2 separate regions of the Homo sapiens genome follow, and region 2 is linked to region 1. A link is an interaction called in ENCODE POLR2A ChIA-PET data of the cell type or tissue named here. Cell type or tissue: CD4-positive, alpha-beta T cell. All regions are shown on one strand. Links, peaks and the distances in the headings refer to the core of each region. The heading gives the core; the rest is flanking DNA.

What was found. ChIA-PET counts read pairs that join two places held together with the same protein. Peaks named below come from ENCODE experiments on the same cell type or tissue, not always from the same donor. Only the 100,000 strongest peaks of a DNase experiment are listed, where the experiment ranks them.
Region 2: POLR2A ChIA-PET joins it to region 1 with 6 read pairs; 1 of 35 experiments calls an interaction of 5 or more read pairs at or near these places.

What each region holds. Positions count from the first base shown.
Region 1 is chr13:111,183,525-111,193,807 of GRCh38, reverse strand. The region is part of intron 2 of ARHGEF7 (Rho guanine nucleotide exchange factor 7); the gene reads right to left. Among named protein-coding and RNA genes, the nearest start is that of ARHGEF7-AS1, 40 kb to the right of the region's middle. RefSeq lists enhancers at 8,579-8,838, 8,939-9,068, 9,529-9,668. In CD4-positive, alpha-beta T cell, for the core only: no CTCF peak of the experiment used is centred there; a DNase peak (open chromatin) is centred at 4,457; H3K4me3 peaks cover 950 bases; H3K27ac peaks cover 206 bases.
Region 2 is chr13:111,381,069-111,391,351 of GRCh38, reverse strand. No RefSeq gene overlaps it. Among named protein-coding and RNA genes, the nearest start is that of TEX29, 66 kb to the right of the region's middle. RefSeq lists an enhancer at 1,628-2,128. In CD4-positive, alpha-beta T cell, for the core only: no CTCF peak of the experiment used is centred there; no DNase peak of the experiment used is centred there; H3K4me3 peaks cover 362 bases; H3K27ac peaks cover 382 bases.

The DNA of each region.
Region 1 (10,283 bases), core at 613-8,612:
TCTTGGAAGTCCCCTTAACTAATCCTGACCTTAACCTGTATACCAATGGAAGTTCATTGGTGGACAATGGAATACAAAGGGCAGGTTATGCCATAGTTAGTGATGTAACGACACTTGAAAGTAAGCCTCTTCCCCCAGGGACCAGTGCCCAGTTAGAAGAACTAGTGGCACTTAACCGAGACTTGGAATTGGGAAAGGGAAAAAGAATAAATGTGTATACAGATAGCAAGTACGCTTATCTAATCCTACATGCCCATGCTGCAATATGGAAAGAAAGGGAGTTCCTAACCTCTGAGGGAACCCCCATTAAATACCACAAGGAAATTATGGAGTCATTGCACGCAGTGCAAAAACCCAAGGAGGTGGCAGTCTTACACTGCCAAAGTGTAAGGAGAAAAGGCAGAAGGAAGTGAAGGAGAAAAGGCAGAAGGAAACCGCAGGGCAGATGCTGAGGCCAAAATTGCTGCCAGGAGGAACCTCCCATTAGAAATACCTACGGAAGGACCCTTGGTATGGAACAACCCCCTCCAAGAGATTAAGCCCCAGTATTCCCCAACTGAAACAGAATGGGGACTTTCACGGGGGCATAGTTGTCTCCCCTCGGGGTGGTTAATGACAGAAGGAGGAAAGGTACTTATACCCAAAGCCATCCAGTGGAAAATACTTAAAACCCTCCAACAAACTTTTCATATGGGTATTGAAAACACTCATCAAATGGCCAAATCCCTATTTACAGGGCCAAATCTCCTCCGGACCATCTGACAGGTAGTCAAAGTCTGTGAGGTGTGCCAAAGGAATAATCCCTTGGTCCATCATAAGTCCCCTCTAAGGGAACAAAGAATAGGTCACTAGCCCGGAGAGGACTGGCATTTAGACTTCACCCATATGCCTAAGTCGAAGGGATTTCAATAATTATTGGTGTGTGTTGATACCTCTACAAATTGGATAAAGGCTTTCCCTCGCAAGACAGAGAAGGCTCAGGAAGTGATTAAAGTCCTAATTCATGAAATAATTCCTAGATTTGGGCTTCTCCAAAGCTTACAGAGCGACAATGGTCCAGCTTTTAAAGCCGTGGTAACTCGGTACCCTTCCAGGGCGCTAGGGATACAATATCACCTTCACTGCGCCTGGAGGCCACAATCCTCAGGGAAGGTCGAGAAGGCAAACAAAACACTCAAGAGGCACTAAAGGAAACTAACACAAGAAACTCATCTCCCATAGCCTACTCTTTTGCCCATGGCCTTGTTGAGAATCCAAAATTCTCCTCACAAAATGGGGCTCAGTCCATATGAAATGCTGTATGGACGACCTTTTCTCACAAATGACGTCCTACTTCATCAGGAAACGGCCAACTTCGTCAAAGATATAACTTCTTTGGCAAAATATCAACAAAACCTTAAAATCCTACCTGAAGGATGTCACAGAGAAAAGGGAACAGAGTTGTTTCAACCAGGAGATCTAGTGTTGGTCAAATCTCTCCCCTCTACCTCCCCATCCATGGGCTCTTTGTAGGAAGGACCACACTCGGTAATCCTCTCTACCCCCACTGCAGTTAAGGTGGCAGGAGTGGAATCTTGGATTCACCACACCCGAGTTAAATTTTGGACACCCGCTGAGAAACCTGCAGGACCATCAGCTCAGGAGTCCCAAGATCAGCCAGACCAGCCTTGATACACCTGCGAACCACTGGAGGACTTGCATCTCCTGTTTTGGAAGGAAATATCCCAGACTAAAAAGGCTCCTACCACTGATCCTGAAGAAAAACCCCTTCCTCCTTAAAAAAGATAAGTGAAAACCTACATAATCTTTAACACCTCTCCTTAACCCTTTAATGGAATCCTTTTACTATTTCATCATATGATTAAGCAGCATACTAACCATACTCTTTGTGATAGGGCTATATACTACAGCTCCTGCTAGGACGAAAATCCTAATCTTATCAACCTTCTTTCTATCTTCCTTCCTTCTGACAGCAATTTACTCCTACCTTTAACTCAGCCTGGATAAAATGATCTCGTCTTCCAGAGCACCCTCTTTACCTTCCTATTTACTCTTTGACTATCTATCCCTCCTGCTTCCTTGGATACCTCATACAATCACCCCTCCCCTTCCACTAGCTCCTAAATACCTCTACAAGACTCTCAACCCACTCTCTGTTAAACCAGTCCAATCCTTCCCTCACAAATGACTGTTGGCTTTGTATCTATCAATCTCTGCTTACGTAGCCACTCCCATTCCTGCAAAAACCTGGGTCTCTACCAACTTAACCTATCACCCTCATTATGAAGGAAAAGACCCTTTCCAACTTCTAAATATGCAATCATTAGCCAACTTCCCCATCTCTGATAAGACCAAGAATACCCTAACAGGACGTGCAATCCAACTTTTACGTTCTTACATTTCCAACCTCATCTATTACACAAGCAATGAAAAGCGCATACACGGCCCTGTTACTATGAATACCATCTTAACTTTCCATGTCCCTTTATGCATCCAATGCAACCTGTTATCAGGCCTGCCCCTGGGGCACCTACCACCCCATCAGTGTAATTACACCTCACAACTTCAAGCCCCAACTGATCATAGTAACTTCCAAGTCACCCAAACAGCTCCATGCGGACGGCTTGTCCACTTCTCAGGGCCCCCCAAAATCATCACCTCCTCCCTAAACAGTCCAGGTTTTGTAATGGCAAACATACTCCCTGCATGACCATTCACCCCTGGACCCCCTGCAGCAGCGCCCCCACCACTAGTGAATGCTTTCTCATCCCCTCTTTCAATCACTCTCTCTAATGAATGGTTCCTAGTAGATACAAAACAGTTTTTTCTCCAATGGGAAAACAGAACACAGGGAGCCACTCAGTTTGCTCCCAACACCCCTTTCCAGCCACTCACCAGAGCTACCTTGGCAAGTACTCTAGGAGTATGGGAAAATGAAAACAACAAACTCACACACCTTTTTAACATACACAACCAGTTCTGTCTACCCAGCCAAGATGTATTCTTCTTATGTGGAACATCGACCTATATCTGCCTCCCCACCAACTGGACAGGCACCTGCACCTTAGTCTTTCTAAGTCCCAACATTAACATTGCCTCAGGAAATCAGACTTTATCAGTACCCCTCAAAGCTCAAGTCTGTCATCGCAGAGCCATACAACTAATACCCCTACTTATAGGGTTAAGAATGGCTACTGCTACAGGAACCGGAGTAGCCAGTTTATCTACTTCATTATCCTACTACCACACACTCTCAAAGGATTTCTCAGTTTGCAAGAAATAACGAAATCTATCCTTACTCTACAATCCCAAATAGACTCTTTGGCAGCAGTGACTCTCCAAAACCACCGAGGCCTAGACCTCCTCACTGCTGAGAAAGGAGGACTCTGCACCTTCTTAGGGGAAGAGTGTTGTTTTTACACTAACCAGTCAGGGATAGTACGAGATGCTGCCCGGTGTTTACGGGAAAAGGCTTCTGAAGTCAGACAATGCCTTTCAAACTCTTATACGAACCTCTGGAGTTGGGCAACATGGCTTCTCCCCTTTCTAGGTCCCGTGGCAGCCATCTTGCTATTACTCGCCTTCGGGCCCTGTATTTTTAACCTCCTCAAATGTGTTTCCTCTAGAATCAAGGCTATCAAGCTACAGATGGTCTTACAAATGGAACCCCAAATGAGCTCAACTAACAACTTCTACCAAGGGCCCCTGGACAAACCCACTGGCCCTTTCACTAGCCTAAATAGTTCTCCTCTGGAGGACACTACAACTTCAGGGCCCCTTCTTCATCCCTATCCAGCAGGAAGTAGCTAGAGCGGTCACTGCCCAATTCCCAACAGCAGTTGGAGTCTCCTATTTAGAGGGCGGATTGAGAGGTGAAGCCAGCTGGGCTTCTGGGTCGGGTGGGGACTTGGAGAACTTTTCTGTCTAGCTAAAGGATTGTAAACACACCAATAAGCACTCTGTGTCTAGCTAAAAGTCTGTAAACACACCAATCAGCACTCTGTAAAAATGCATCAATCAGTGCTCTGTGTCCAGCCAAAGGTTTGTAAATGCACCAATCAGCACTCTGTAAAAACGCACCAATCGGCACTCTGTAAAATGGACCAATCAGCAGGATGTGGCCGAGGCCAAATAAGGGAATAAAAGCTGGCCACCCGAGCCAGCAGCGGCAACCCACTTGGGTCCCCTTCCACGCTGTGGAAGCTTTGTTCTTTCGCTCTTCACAATAAATCTTGCTGCTGCTCATTCTTTGGGTCCTCACTACCTTTATAAGCTGTTAACACTCACCACGAGGGTCTGCAGCTTCATTCCTAAAGTCAGCAAGACCACGAACCTACTCTGAGGAAGAATCAACTCCGGATGCGCCACCTTTAAGAGCTGTAACACTCACTGCGAAGGTCTGCGGCTTCACTCCTGAAGTCAGCAAGACCACAAACCCACCGGAAAGAAGAAACTCTGACACATCTGAACATCTGAAGGAACAAACTCCAGACACACCATCTTTAATAACTGTAACACTCGCCGCGAGGGTCTGCGGCTTCATTCTTGAAGTCAGCGAGACCAAGAACCCACCAGAAGGAACCAATTCCGGACAAAATATGACAGAAGAGGCAGACACCAGCTCCAAGCTGAAAGAAAGCACCCTGGTTCTAAGCAGAAGCCTTGGAAGCCTTCAGGTGTTCCAGCCAACCTCCTATCCTTTTTCCTTAAATGAGAATGGCAAGGCTCAAAATGGAGCTGTTCTATCAGCCTGGATGCTGAAGAAAGACACTTGGAGCAGAGCAACACCTTATCTGCAGCTAACACATAACTGACATAATAAACCTTTGGGGGTGCAAAACACTGAAATGTAGGAACTGTTTATTAATACGCCATCATCTAGCAGGAGGTGGTAACATGTCCATATTTCATAATTTCCCCAACAGAACTTATTCCTGAAGGAGAGGAAATGCATCCTGCAAAAACAAAATCAAAACTCATTAAGTGAAGCAGTTAGGTCACCGAAGAGTAACTTTTATCATTTTAACACAACATGATAAAAGTAAGTAGCTCTTAGCTGGCTAAGACACAGAGAATTCTCCATTATTCAAAATAAGGAAGACTTATCAACACAGTATGTATTCCATGGCAAACAAGGTTTTCCCTTTCTTCTCAAATTCTAAACACAGTAATCACATAACTGCTAACGGCTGCTGTTTTACAGAAATCTCCAAGAAAAAAAGACACAAATGCAAGTCGGCCCTGAAGGAGCACATTCTTTCGCAGAAGCCTCTCGGCTGCTGATCCTCTGGGGGATCCAGCACCGTGTAGGAGGAAGGCAGGCAGGGAAAGGATGGATAGCAGTGGACTCTGACAGACATGCACTTGGCTCCACCCTTCACCTCCAGGCACAGATGCTGCTCATCCATTTCTACAGGCAACTCACTCTAAAACTCAGTGGCCCAAACAACAAGCATCTGTTATCTCAGTTTCTGCGTGTCAGCGTTCAGGGCAGCTTAGCTGGGTGAATGTGGCTCTGGGTCTCAGGGGAGGTCGTTGAGATGTCAGCTGAAGCTGTGGGATTCTGGCAGCCTAAGGCCTTGCAGGGACTGAGGAGGTGCTACCAAGACAGCTCCACAGCGTGGCTGTGAGCAGGAGGCCTCAGTTCCTGAGTCCTCAGAGAACGGACAACGGACTCCACAGAGCGAGTGATCCCAGGGCACACGCAGGAAGGAAAGCAGGGCCTGCAGCTTCAGGAATCCTATGAGCTAGCCTCAGCAGTCAGGCAGGCTGTGCTCGGTTCATAAGAAATGAGTCATCAGCCCCACCTGTACTCAAGGAAAAGAGAACAAGGCTCCAACTACAGAAGGGATGAGCATCCAAAAACGGGAAGACATTGCTTGAAAATCACCAGCAGATCCACCCACTCTCAGAGTGCTAGGTTTTTCTCTTCCAGCTGAGTGACCACACCTTCACACTGGATGTCAGATGTCACAGCCACTCTGCCTAGCGGACAAAAGTTGACAAAGAAACGGGTCACAGAAGGACACTCCAATGTTTGGGATTCGAAAGGCTCCCCTACTGATACCCCGATATTAGTGACTTTGCCTCACCCCACTTCCAAATTCATAGGAAGTGTAGAAATTCAGGAATATCTTCCACAGAATAAAAACAGCAAAGCAAACTACATCACAAAATAGATCGTGTGATATGTCTAATATATAACACAATGTACATTATGAAAATACTTCATATAATAAAGATCCTGTGTCAGAACCTTTCCACTACAAGCAAGTAAACCCAACTCAAATTGGCTTAAACAAAAAAAGGAAATTATTGGTTCGCACAACAAACAAGTCAGGAATGGCAAGAGCCACAAGCTCAGAACCGGAAGGCTTTCTCCGCTCTCTTTCCTACTCTCCTGAGTGTGCGCCACAGTTTCAGGAACGGTCTCCCTCATCAGGCAACAGGACCACTGGCAGCCCCAGGCCCACACCACCAGGTCAACACCTCAGATGCATCTCGCTGGACCCAGAGCCCACCACGTGAACCAATTTCACAGCCAGTGAAGCAGAACAAGGAGAGCTGTCCAAGGAGCCAACAATAACGGACACAGCATTCTGGCAAACCCACACATAAACATGTATTAATAATTTAGAGCACAAAAATTCAGACAGTCCCCCAGAGCTAAGGGACACCACTGTAGCACTAGGGCCACACAAATGCACGCAAAAGGACACACTGACCAGCTCTATTCCAGCCCAACTGCTTTCACACCACCCTCCCAATACCCACACCAACAAGCACAGCAACCTTAATCAACCCCGTCAGTACTGACACGAGAGCAAAAGAATGCCTCCTGCCTCCATGGTAGCGCTGGCTGATGCACCTCTACGTAGTAGACCCCAAAAAGACCAGACCGGGAAATGGGGAAAGAAGTAGTCGTCTTTTTGCTTCTCCTCACTTTCCACCATCTCAATACTGACGGAGAGGCCTCTGCAATGTGGGACTGAGCGCACACTTTCTGGGCTCACTGAAGCTTTAGTGGTCTGCGTTGCCACCAGTCAGCTCGCCTCCTCCAGGAACTTGAGAAAGTTATTCTTGACACAAGAAATTGTTATTTTTAGCACAGCTCTGGAGTGTGGTTTGCAAAGTTTAAAAATATAATTTTGTCCTATCACTGTCAAATGGAACTTGTGATTTCAGAACAAGAGTAAAAAATGAATCTTAAATAAGTGGTGCTATTTAAGTTTAATGCAAATGGTCCATATTGTTGGGGACATGTGAAAAACAGAAATCCAGCAGTACGTTTTCACTTCCTGGCTTCTGCAGATTTTGTACTTAATCCCACCCACTCCTACACCCCAGGGGTAAAATTAAAGTCTGATGACGGATGCTATCAATTACGGCACTTTCACCCAACATGCACCCAAATGATTTATTTCACTTTAAAATGAAAATCAAATCTTATTCAATTTTGTGGATTCCACTGTATCAACACCCAAACACTAGGACAGAGAATACATCTTCAAAAAAGAAGTAACCAAGTATTTTAGGTAGTTTCCAGGAAGGGGTGAGAGGAGCAGAGCAGGGAGGCAGGAGCACAGCAACGGGAAGGCAGGCAGGGCTCTTCCCAACAAGATGCTCTCTGCCTTCTGCAGACCGGGCGCAACCTCCACACGAGGCAGGGAAGCGCAGCCCCAACAGGCAGGGGAAAGGAAGGACACCTCCCTGCTTAGGACCACGGCATGCTGTGCTGGCCCACACAGCCCGTACCTCAGTGTAGACTGCATGCCAGTTTATCTTACAGGCAGAAAACGAAAACACACACACACACACACACACACACACACACACACACACACACGAGCTCCCAAAAGACAGTGTGACAAAGCTTACAAAGGCAGAACCAAGATCGGAGCCCACCAGCCTGGCTTTGCCCACACCACCACACTGCCAGCCAGGAAAGGACACCAGAGACAGTGGTGTCCCACAGCGGTCATGCAGGCAGATCAGGCAGCACCCAGGGGAGGAGGGGTGGTCTCAGACACAACTCACCACGTACACACACACAGCAGCCCATACAGCCTACACAGGCCCCCAAACTTCTGTCTTCGACTGCTAGGAGCACATGCCTGCAAAGAACAGCCTGGCTGTCGCCAGAAAGTGAGCACATACCACAAAGAAGGATCTGGGCAGATGCAACACACTGGCTTGGGCTAACAGTAAGTGAAGCAGTAACATTTACAGCTATAAAGGCAATGCGCCCATTCCATTAACTTCAAAATGCAAGCAGTTACAAGACTCCAGTTTTGAGAAGTTTCTCAAGATGGCCCACTGCAAACACCTATCTAACTCCCATCCCTCCCAAGGTGCCACCGAAATGAGAGAAAGAAAAAGCTTCAAAAAATTAACAGAGAAAGAACCCGCTGTAGTGCTAAAAAGGGAAAGGCTATGAGCAGTCTAAACAGGGTTTGAGGAGATCCCTGGGGACAGGACGCAGATGGACTCTGAATGACCTAACAGTTCAGAACAGCACTTGTAAGGGAGCCCCAGGAGCACCAAAGACGGTTTTCTAACACAGGAAGGGACACGTGACCCACCTCAGGACTTCAGCACGACAGCCCCTTCTTCCTGATGGGAAGCTCAGCACCCAGACCCCTCTCTAATTAAAAAGAAGCTGCTGCCTGCACTGGATTCTAACCGGAGGTGAAGTGACCCTCTCTAATTAAAGAGAAGCCTGCGGCCTGCACTGGATTCTAACCGGAACCTGATGCACCACTAGGCCCACACAACAGTCTCTGAGGAAAAAAAAAAATGACAATTCTACCCAGAAGCGAAATCCCCTGGGAGCTCCACCACCAGCCTGGACTATCCCCCATCTGAAGTGTGACACAGGAAACAGGTGCAGAGAAAGTGTCTCCCTCAGCTCTGCTCGTGTAGCTGCTTCTAGAGCCCTCCATCCGGTTCTCCCCACCTGCTCCCAGACACACAACCCGCACAGTGAAGCCCACGGGGCCGGTAACCCACACACAGGACTGCACAGTCCCCTCCGCTCTGATGCCAGTCAACTGGGCTTTTATTCACAAACAGGAAGAACCCATCAAGGCCACACCTGATAGGAAATAACAGCATAGCACAAAGAGAACTGACCTATGACTCCCAAAAAGATGGAGAAGACACATCTCCCCCTCCCTCCAGCTGAATGCAGCTAAAAGCCCTGGATGCTGCCTATAAAACAAACGTCAGCCTCAGAATGTGAGAGAGGAGGCAGACCGGCTAAGGGTTTCAGGGCTGGGAACCATGCCAGCGGGTTCTCTGGGTTTTCTTTTTGCCTCAAATGCTCCAAACTGAGTGCTAAACAAGCCAGCAACCCAGAAACACCAACAGGTACAGAAGAAAAGCCTCAAGAAAGACCTATCCTCTCTAGCCAAAGGACCAGGACAGGGCAGCCTAGTAGGTCAAAAAACTTCAACAATAACCATCTGTATTAGTCCGTTCTCACGCTGCTATGAAGAAATACCCAAGGCTGGGTAATTTATAAAGAAAAGAGGTTTAACTGGCTCACAGTTACACATAGCTGGGGAGGCCTCAGGGAACTTACAATCACGGCAAAAGGCACCTCTTCACAGGACAACGAGAGAGAATGAGTGCCAGGCAAAGCAGGGGAAGCCCCTTATAAAACCATCAGATCTCGTGAGAACTAATTCACGATCATGAGAACGGCGGGGAAACCAACCCGTGATTCAATTATCTCCACCTGGTCCCGCCCTTGACAGGTGGGGATTATTATAATTCAAGGTGAGATTTGGGTGGGGACAGAGTCACACCATAACACCATCCTACCCCAACCACACAGAGAGGGTTAAAAAATGCAGTCCCACCCGCACCCGGCCATAAGCAAGTGACCCCCGTCAACCCTTCCCCACAAGTCCTGGTGGAGACTTACAGAGCTCCTCATCTTTTACACAGGAGAGAAGTCTAAGATGACAAGTCAAGAAATACTAGAAATACAGTTAAAAGGTGACTACTAAAAAATTGAAAATTATAAAACCGGTACAATTAGCAAAAATTGGGATTTAGAGGGGCTGTGGGGAAGGTGAGAGACAGAGCAAGTATATTAAATTCCCTCCCTCATAAAGAGGCCATAATGGGGAAGAGAAGAAATGGATTAGAAGAGGGTTTATAGGTAAAAATCCACAGGACTTTATAATAATTGATAAAATGACAATGTACATGTAGTTTATGCACTATTTGATGCTATGCAAATGTAACTTTCAGCAGACAACATGAAAAGTTCAAAG
Region 2 (10,283 bases), core at 1,939-9,938, 200 kb before region 1:
GCTCAGTACTATCTGTGGTTTCGGGCATCCTCTGGGGGTCTTGGAACGTACCCCCTGAGGATAGAGGGATGACTGTATTGAATTAATAGAAAACCTTTTGGCCAGTCACACCGACTGTGTGCATATGTGTCACTTAAGGAGACTAGGTGATGGCAAGGTGAGAAACAAAAATCTTGGTGGCTTAAAATAAAGCTCTTTCTCTCGTATTCTATGCCCACAGCCGACCGGCCCGTCCTGCTGACCCCAGCCCCAGGTGAATGGAGCAGCTAGAGCCTGGATGGTGCTGGTCACTGCAGCAGGAAGCCACTTTCTCTGATGGCCGCCTCCCAGGCACCAGTGCCCCAGCCTGGAAACTGCCACATTCCACCACAACATGGTCTTGAAACACAAGTTCATTTCAGAGCGAGCGCGCAAGATGCTGGGATACAATCAGCATCACAGGAGCACTGCGTCCTGGAGGACAGTGTGCGGTGACAGAGGCACCCATCTCTCAGCACAGAGCAGGCCTGTGCAACACAGCCATTGCAGATACAGCTCCAGGCTCAGCGGCTGCCCTCCCTGTCCCACCCCGTTTCAGATGACCCAACCCTCACACCTCCTCAGGCAGAGCCAATTCGCTGTCATATCTTGCATTTCTTCTCCACTTAGCCTGTGTCAAGCAGCCTGCCCTTGTGCTAGGTCCCTGCCAATGCTACGTGTGACATGTGAGCTGCACCAAGCCCCCCTTTTCCCAAGCCATGGCCTCGCCACCTGACTGCCCAGTACAGTGAATTTTGAACTGACTACACTCGCATCTTTCTTACCCACCACATGGCCGGAACTTTCCATGTGGCCCACTCCTGAGAGGTCCAGGGAGCTCAGTGTCTAGCCTGAAAAGAGGGGCGTGCTAGATGTTGAGAATGGCCCCAACGCCAGCCCCATCTGCAGCACAGACTCCTGGGGCAAGCCTCCCAGCCCCTCGCACTGGTCTCCTGCCCACATCAGATGGAGGAGACGCAACCCCACCTGAAGGGACCAGCCAGAAACTGCTCCAAAGTCAAAGTGAGGATCCACACGGCACCAACGGGTGATTGTCTCTGGGGGTGCAGGGCTCAGAAGGGGGGTGTCAAGACATCCTCGGCCCAGGTGGACGGTGGGTTTGTGGGTGTTCATCACATGACTGAAACGATTAACAAGCAGGTGACTGAGCATGGGCCATGTGCACCCTCATGTCGACAGTGCCTAAAGCACAGAGCACGATCTCTTCAGTTCTGACAGAGAAAGGTAAGGGTAGGAGCGGCAGGGGAGCAGAAGGGCTACGGGGCAGGTACCCCCAGACTTTCTCTCTGCAGTCCTCCTGCCTCTTCCAGGGGCCACTCCCGTAGATAAACTTTTCTGTCTTAGTTTCTACACATTCGCCTGTTCCCTGCTACCTGGAGTGTCACCCGCAGGCCTCTGTGCTCCACGCACTTCCTCAGCACTGGCTCCCAGAGCCTTTGCACCCAGCAACTTCAAGCTCCAGCCAGAGTCTCTCAGCCACAGCCTTGGCCTCCACCCGGGAATGGTCTCCAGTCTGCAGCGAGCCAGGCACAGCTTCCTGACGGGCCTAGACTGAGAAATGTGTGCCATCTGTTCATGTTCGTGTGTGTGTGCATGTGAGTACACAGTTGCATGTGTATGTTGTGTGTGCATGTGTGCATATTGTGCAGGCAAGTACACACATGTACATGTGCATGGGACTGTCTTCATGTGCATGCATGTACATGTGTGTGTTGTGTGTACGTGTGTGTTGTGTATACACGTGTGTGCATGTGTGATCATGTCCCCAAACACCTGGGCTCACACACGGCTGCCTGCCTCTCTCCTTCTACTTCCCTGCTGCCAAGTAGGACAGCCAGCTCCATTCTCTCTCATGAGGCTGTCGCCCTATCAAGCAGCAGCTCTGACTTCAGTGCTGCCTGCATTTCCTCCTCGCTGGTGCCCGCCCACCACCTCCTGTGCGGACGGGCGCTGGGTGCTGATCTCCCTGCATGAGGGCTTCCTGCACCATCTCCTTCTGGTCTGGATGGCGCCGCTCCAGGTCTTGGACCATAACTCCAGCCCAGGGCACGGGAGCTGGGTGGGAGACACCCCCACCAGAGGACACGGCCCCACGTGTGGTTACTTTGGCGTTGCTTGGTTCTCTCATTCGGAAAAACTGCTCTTGACGGCAGAGTCAAGCAGAAAGGGCAGGACTCACTGGGGACCAGTGAACACCTGATGGATGCTCTGCTCCCTGCCCTCTGGGCACCTACCACCCCCTGCGTCCTTCCCCTGGCATCCTGCTGCTCCCAGGGCCAGGCAAGGGGCAGAGCCTGGACCTCTACAGTGAATGCCAGCCCTTCACAGCTACTCACACTGCTCCCCCACACATGCCCACTCACACATGCACACACTCAGGCACAGACACGCGGACTTTTACACACACATTTAATGTGCACTTACGTGCACACACACGTGCACACTATTGCATGCAGTGACACATATATGCCCACTCACACATACATTTACACACTCAAATACAAACCCACATACACTCTCTCACACACCCGTTCTCACATACTGAATAGTAAAAATAAAAGTTTCATGACGGAAAGGCTGGTCTTCCGAAGGAGAGAAAGGACATGGTGCCTCTTAGTCTGGGCTATCAGGACAATGAGGAGAGGGAGGAGGGAAGCGAGGAGGGGCAGCCGTCCTGTGACGTCTGTTTAAGCAGGATCCAGCCCCTAAGCGAGCGCTATCGTGGCTGAAAGAGGAGTGAGGAGTGGTACTTTAGAGTCAGTGTCCCTTCCATTTCTGCATAAAGAGCGAGGCAGGCCCAGGACTGGACACAGGGCTGGACCGAGGCCCAGCAGAGGGACACGACAGCACCAATCAGGTGGTCACAAGTAGTGACGTGCCCACAGCCTTTCATCCGGCTAGGAAGGAAAACTGAAGGCAGCCACCTAACCTTGGCATCAACATTGTGCCCCATGACTAAGCGAGCAGCTCTTTATCCTACGATCAGTGCAACGTTGTTGAGGCTGTAGGCCAAGGGGGTGAGCAGAGAGATGCTTCCATGAGCGGCTCCACACTGCCGAGAAAGGCCTCCGTGAGCAGCTCTGCACTGCCGAGAGAGGCCTCCAATCACTCACCCTCTGGAGACTGGAGTCAGCCAGGAGGTTATTTCAATAATCCGGTAAGTGATGGAGCCGCTGGGGCAGGTGCCCAGAGCAGAGGTGGAGAAACAGGTGGGCTCAGAGTTGTCTGGGGGTCATCTCCTTCCTGCCCCATTGCAAACCCGGACTAAGGGGAGTCAGATACACACATGGGAGAGCACAGATGAGGACACCTTATCTGCTGTGACACAGGGTCAGGATGCTATGGATGCTGAGTGCCACCTCGCAGTGCTGCCTCATCCAGTTGACCAAAGTCCACTGTTCATGATGAGTGCTTTGTAACAGCCTCTTTATACCATCCTGAAAATAGTTACAGACTCCATGATCTTCCTACATCTGTTATTTCAAGCAATATGTAATATTGCAACTATAATAAGCAAAAGTCATTTCTATTAAGGTAATGTCCTCAATATGCAAACGCACAGGCGTTCTAAGGACATGCTGATGTCGTGGTGGATCTGTATGAGTCACCTGAGCAGGGAGCGTGCACACACAGCTGCCAAGCTGAGCCACAGGCACTGAGGCTCTGCCACGACGCACAGCCCCAGCAACTTCCAAACAGCACAAAGTGCAGCGTCTCCTCAGTTTCCATCGCAGCTGCATCTTAGAAAACAAGAGTGTGCATTGAAGCAGGGCAACTGCACTGCGTGTGCACGTGTGCATCTGTGGATGGAAAACTGGGTGAGGGCTCAGCCCAGCCGATCCCAGCAGTTTCTCACCTGCGTGGATGCCCAGCAGTATACTAAAGGGCGAGTGGGATGCTGACCAGCTCTGTGCTCTGGCACTGTCCCACGTATGAGCAGAGAGAGGTGTGGCATCCCTAAACCCTTGCTAAGTGTATCTCTGCCTACTCCCAATCACAGGACACTGGGAAATGCCCCTTCCTGTCAGAGCTACTCACGTGGCCCTAGCAGGCATGTCATCGACATGCGAGGACAGAGACGCCCCAAGAATCAAGGTGCTTTCGCAGGGGTACACAGCTGCTCAGTGGCTGCTCTGAGGCCAGAACCAAGATCTACCTCCCCTCCCAGGACCGGCCGCACCACCATCACTGTGGACACCCTGGGAGGGAGGGGCTCCTTCGCTGCAGGAGAAAATTGTTAAGTGCTCAGATATGTCGCCCTTGACCACGGTCCTGGAAATGCCAAGATTCAGGTGGATTGCACACAACAGATTTGAGTCTCAAGATATTTTTAAAATATATCATCTCATTGTTGCAAAAATAAAACACATTTGTTGCAAAAGCAATGAGAAAATGCAAATATACAGAAAAGAACAATTGTCCAGAGACAAGTATTGTCAACATTTTGATGTGTTTTCTTTTAATGAGACACATACATACACACATTGGGATGGTGGAATTTTATGTGTCAATTTGGCTAAGCCCTGATGCCAACATGTTTGGTCAAACATCAGTCTAGATGTTGTTCTGAAGGTAATTTTAGGTGAAATTAATCTTTGACCACTGGGCTTCAAGTGAAACAGGTGCCTCTTCCTAAGGCGGGCGGGCCTCATCCAGTCAGTTGAAGGCCTAAGGAGAAAGACACTGACTTCCCTGAGGAAGTAGGAATTTGCCTCCAGACCATCTTCAGGCTCAGGACTATCGCATTCATTTTTCCCTGGGTTTCCAGCCTGCCGGCCCACCATGCAAATTTCAGACCTGCCAGCTTCCACAATCATGTAAGCAAATTCCTTAAAATCAATCAATCTCTCTCTCTACACGCACACACACACACCCTATTGGCTCTGTTTCTCTGGAGAACCCTAATACATACACTATATATATATATATATATATATATACACGCACACATATAAATATATATATACACACTATATATTACACACTATATATATACACTATATATATACACACTATATACACACTATATATGTACACTATATATATACACACTATATATGTACACTATATATATACACACTATATATGTACACTATATATATACACTATATATATACACTATATATATACATACACACCATATATACACTCTATATATCCACTATATATAGTGTATGTATATATACACATACATATGTGTATATATACATATGTATGTACATATATATACATATACATACACACACATTTGTAATAAAAATAGAATCTTACTGAATCTTACTGAAGCATGCTTTATTCATTTGAGAATATGAAGATAGTAATTTGCTCATAAAATATTCTTCTCCCTGTTCCTTCATTTCCAATAGCTACATAGAATTCCATGGTGTGGATAAGCTAGGGTTATTTTAGCCAAGGATTTGCTGAATTGTCAGATGAACATGCTTTCTTATTCTCCTATGTTTCCTACAAACTTCCTTTCAAAGGTGACAAACAGAAAATGATCCAGGGGCCTTGGAGGCCCCCAGGCCCAGTGTGACTCTGCTTCTACTGAAGTTGCCCTCCTCCCTCTGTTGAGGAGCTAGAAGGGTCCCAGCCCCTGGCCTTCCCTGGCTGGGGTTTGCAGGATGTAGAGGAGTCTGAGGAGACCAGGGCCCCAGCTCCCCTTCATGGAGAGCCTGGGGCCTGCTCCCGTACGGGGCTGTGGGTTAGTGGGTGTGTGCACGCAACCACGGTCTACACCTGGGCTGCTCCCTAACTGATAATGTAATTATCAGGAGAGTCATATTGCTGCACACACAGCATTTTCAACCATTTATCACAATGTTGATCTTTATTTTAAATATAAATCAGGCAATCATTTATGTCTTTTATGTTCTTTGTATTTATTCAAGAATATTTAACTGTAGACAAAAGGTGACTTATTCATTATTCATCCTGAACAAGGCAAGTATGGCGATTTGAAAAGGCTGACATTTGAGCTTTTTGCCAACACTAGCAAAATTATATCCTTCCCATTGTAAATCAATGAAGTAGAATCATTGTGCACAAAGGAATTAAATTGCCTTGTCACTTTAATAAGGCCACCTTATATACAACCTTCAACCATCGCCATTGTGCAGAGACACAGCAGCTCCTCACCCCGCTCTGCTCAGCCCTCAGTGGCTTTCCAATTAAATCAGCATCCTCCGAATCTTTCACGCCACTCTTCCTCTTTCTTGAGAGAGAGTGTCAGAATGTCATACGCATAACTTGCTATCAGCGGCATGCACACATCGGAGGGAATTAGCAACCCCAGCCTCAGCCTCAGCTGTGCTTCTGGCATCTTTTAAACTTGTGCATCAGGTCTTCCTCTGCCAGTACCCTTCCCCCAACATCCTGCCACACCACTTCCTCGCCCTGCTTCACGGGTATGTACATACACACACACACAGATACACACACACACATGCAGATACACATATATGCACACAAACATGCACAGATACACAAAGATACACACATGCACACTCACATGCACACACACATGCTCACACATGTAGATACATGCAGGTATACACACATGCACAGACACACATACGCACATGCTGATACGTGCAGATATACACACATGCAAGATGCAGAGATGCACACAGACACATGCTCACACATGCAGATACACAGATACACATGCACAGACACACACATGCTCACACATGCAGATACAGAGATACACATGCACACACATGCACACATGCAGATACACACATGTACACACATATGCACGCTTATACATATGCTCACACATGCAGATACACATGCACACATGCATGCTCACATAAGCAGATACCTACACATGCAGATACACACACATGCAGAAGCACACACATGCACAAATAAACTCACACCTTGAGAGATAATACTATTAATTTTGTTTTCATTTAGAAATGTTCAAATTTTCCAGGCAGGAATCATTTTCGTAACAACAAATGAGAAACTCTCAGATGTCAACATCTCAGGCAGACAGTTGAAAGGAAGAAGGTGTGCTGGGAAGCGAGGCAAGGTGTGGCTAGACAGCAGCAGAAAGCGCCTCCTGCTTAGAGCAGGGGAAGCATCCTCCATCTCTACTCCCTACACATTAATCGCACTAGAGAGGAAAGACGCAAACTGCAAGGACAAATGGAAAGGAGAGGGGGCTGGCAGCCGGCGGGAGGTATGGACGCACCCCTGGATGATGAGGACAGACAGGTACCAGCCACTGACGCAGACAGAGCTCCAGGAAATGGGTGCCTCCAGATGAGAGGAGCCCTGAGAAGCCAGCAGAGACACCCAGGGCCACGGAGCAGCTCAGGAACCAGGGGCACCTGTGTCTCTTGAGGCAAGACGTGAGGGGTGTGGAGGACACGGAGTCGTCGAATTCCAATGAGACACCATTTAGAGCCCCAAGTCCCTTCTCCCAGCCCCACAGCCAGGAAATGGAGCCCCTCTGCTCTAGCAGAAGCGGGCAGGTCAGTCTCTGAGTGGGAGGCATCCATAATCGTGGCATTAAGCAAAGCGGAACAGCCACAGGTGAAGAAGATGTGGTGCCACCTGGACATAGACTGAGGCCCGTATCCCTGGGAGCCCAGCGTCTGGGCCACCTGCTGCCTGGCCTGTGCCACCATCAGCAGTAGGAGGGCCGTCCGATGCCCACAAGGAAAGACAAGAGAGGTTAGGGGTCTTCTGACAAAATAGTGAAGTCCCTACACAATCACCCGCCAGCCAGCAAACCTCACCCACAGAAACCAAGCATCAGACATGGACTCAATATCAGAAATCCCAGGCATTTGGTAAAAGTTCCTCCTATAACAAACCGAGAAGGAAAGGCTGAAAATCGAGAATGAACTCAGAGCGAGTACGTGTCATCAAGGTGACCGGGAAGACTTTTCTGAAAGGGATAACTAACAATACCAAAGAGATGAGAGGTTGATTCTATGAAACGGGGAGAGGATTCCATAAAAGAAATATCACTCAGGAAACAAAAAAGACAACATGAGAAAAATACTTTTTAACTTAATTGGGGAATAGAGATGGAGAAAACAACCCAGATAATAGAAAACAAAACAAAGAAAAGGAAGGCAGAGATGGAAAGAAACAATTTAAGGATTAGTCTAGGAATTTTATTATCTATTTTCAATAGAAATGTCATGCAAAACAAAAGAGCTGAGAACCAGCTGGTGAGGTGGCCTCATCCCAGTGCAGTGGCCCAAGTCCCCTCCAGCCCACGGCCTCCCCGTCTCCAGCCCAAGGGACCTAGTGCATGAGCAGCAGCTTCCACACACAAGAGTCTCCTATGGGGGCAGTGGGAGGACCCAGAGGAGTTTTCTCCAAGAAGGGGAATTTCACTTTGTGACCAGACACAAAAGGACCTGCCCTGGTAACCCAGTAGGCAAGGAAAGAGCTGGATTCATCCCCAGGGGTGCGTGGCCCTGAGCCCAAACTCTGTCTCCCATCACAGCCCTGGAACATCCTCCATCATCTCTGCAGGGCTCCCACAACCACCACAGCCCTGAAACAGCCCCCACCATCTCCATAACCCCACCCTGTCTCTATCATCACAGCCTGAAACAACCCCATCATCTCCACAGACCCCACCCCCCGCCATCACAACCCTGAAACAGGCCCCACCATCTCCACAGACCCCACCTTTCTCCATCACAGCCCTGAAACAGCCCCTCAGCATCTCCACAACCCCACCCCACCTCCATCACCACAGCCCTGGAACAGGCCCCACCATCTCCACAACCCGACCCCCACCCATCACCACAGCCCTGGAATATCTTCCATCATCTCCACAACCCCATCCCCCCATTGCCACACCCCTGGAACATCCTCCATCATCTCTGCAGACCCCACCCCCACAACCACCACAGCCCTGGAACAGGCCCCAACATCTCTATAGAGCCAAGTCCTCAGTCACTGCAGCCCTGAAACAGCCCCCCAACCATCTCTACAGACCACACCCCCCACTCCATCAGCACAGCCCTGGAACAACCCTCTACCATCTCTACAGACCCCACCCCCAAGTCACCACAGCCCTGGAACAGCCACTCCCTCCACCATCTCTCTAGTGCCCATCCCCCCATCACCACAGCCCTAAAACAACCCCCCATCATCTCTATAGACCCCACCCCCAAGCCACCATGGCCCTGGAACAGCCCCCTCTACCATCTCTACAGAGCAGAGCCCAGCCCCGAATCACCACAGCCCTGGAACAGCCCCACCATCCCCATAGAGCCCACACCCCCATCACCACAGCCCTGGAACAGGCCCCCACCGTCTCTGCAACCCCACCCCACCCCCAGTCACCACAGCCCTGGAATAGCCCCCACCATCTCTATAGAGCCAAGTCCTCAGTCACCACAGGCCTGGAACAGCCCCCCACCATCCCTATAGACCCCACCCCCCAGTCAGCACAGCCCTGGAACAGCCACTCCCTCCACCATCTCTGCAGACCCCACCCCTGAGTCACCACAGCCCTGGAACAGCCACTCCCTCCACCATCTCTGCAGACCCCACCCCCAGTCACCACAGCCCTGGAACAGCCACTCCCTCCACCATCTCTGCAGACCCCACCCCGCAGTCACCACAGCCCTGGAACAGCCACTCCTTCCACCATCTCTGCAGAGCTCTCCCTGCCCCAGCTTCTACTGTAGAGTTTGCATCTGCATCAGAACACACATCCTTGACTTCAGAATGACTATCTCACCATCTGAAAGGGGCAGGAGGCCCTGGGAGCTCCCTCACTCACCAGTGCCCTCCCTTATTCCTTCAACTAATAAATGTGCATTGAGTTGACGCCTACTGTGTCCAGAGGTGCAGAGCACAGCCAGACTCCTGGGACCAGCTGCCTCCACACACACCTTCATCTGCATCAGTGCTGCTCTGCTGGTCACTTTACAGGGATTTTACATCTGTAATCATACTCCAGTAAGGAGACACAGCAGAACAGATGAGGAGAAAGTGGAGAAAGTGTCTGCAGACAGTCAGAGACCCTCACAGACTTTCTTCCTAAGGACCCCAGTGCTCTCAGTCATTAAGCAGACATCCCTGGGACTGCTCACCCACCACATCAGTGCATCCAACATAACCTTCCAGTTTGGAAAAACAACCAATGACCCGAAAGACCGTTAAAATCTCTCCACTAATTTCTTTTGCCAAGAGATGCTGGAGGGGAAAAAATAAGATGAATAAAATATGATCAAAAGAATCTACAATCAACTTCCATG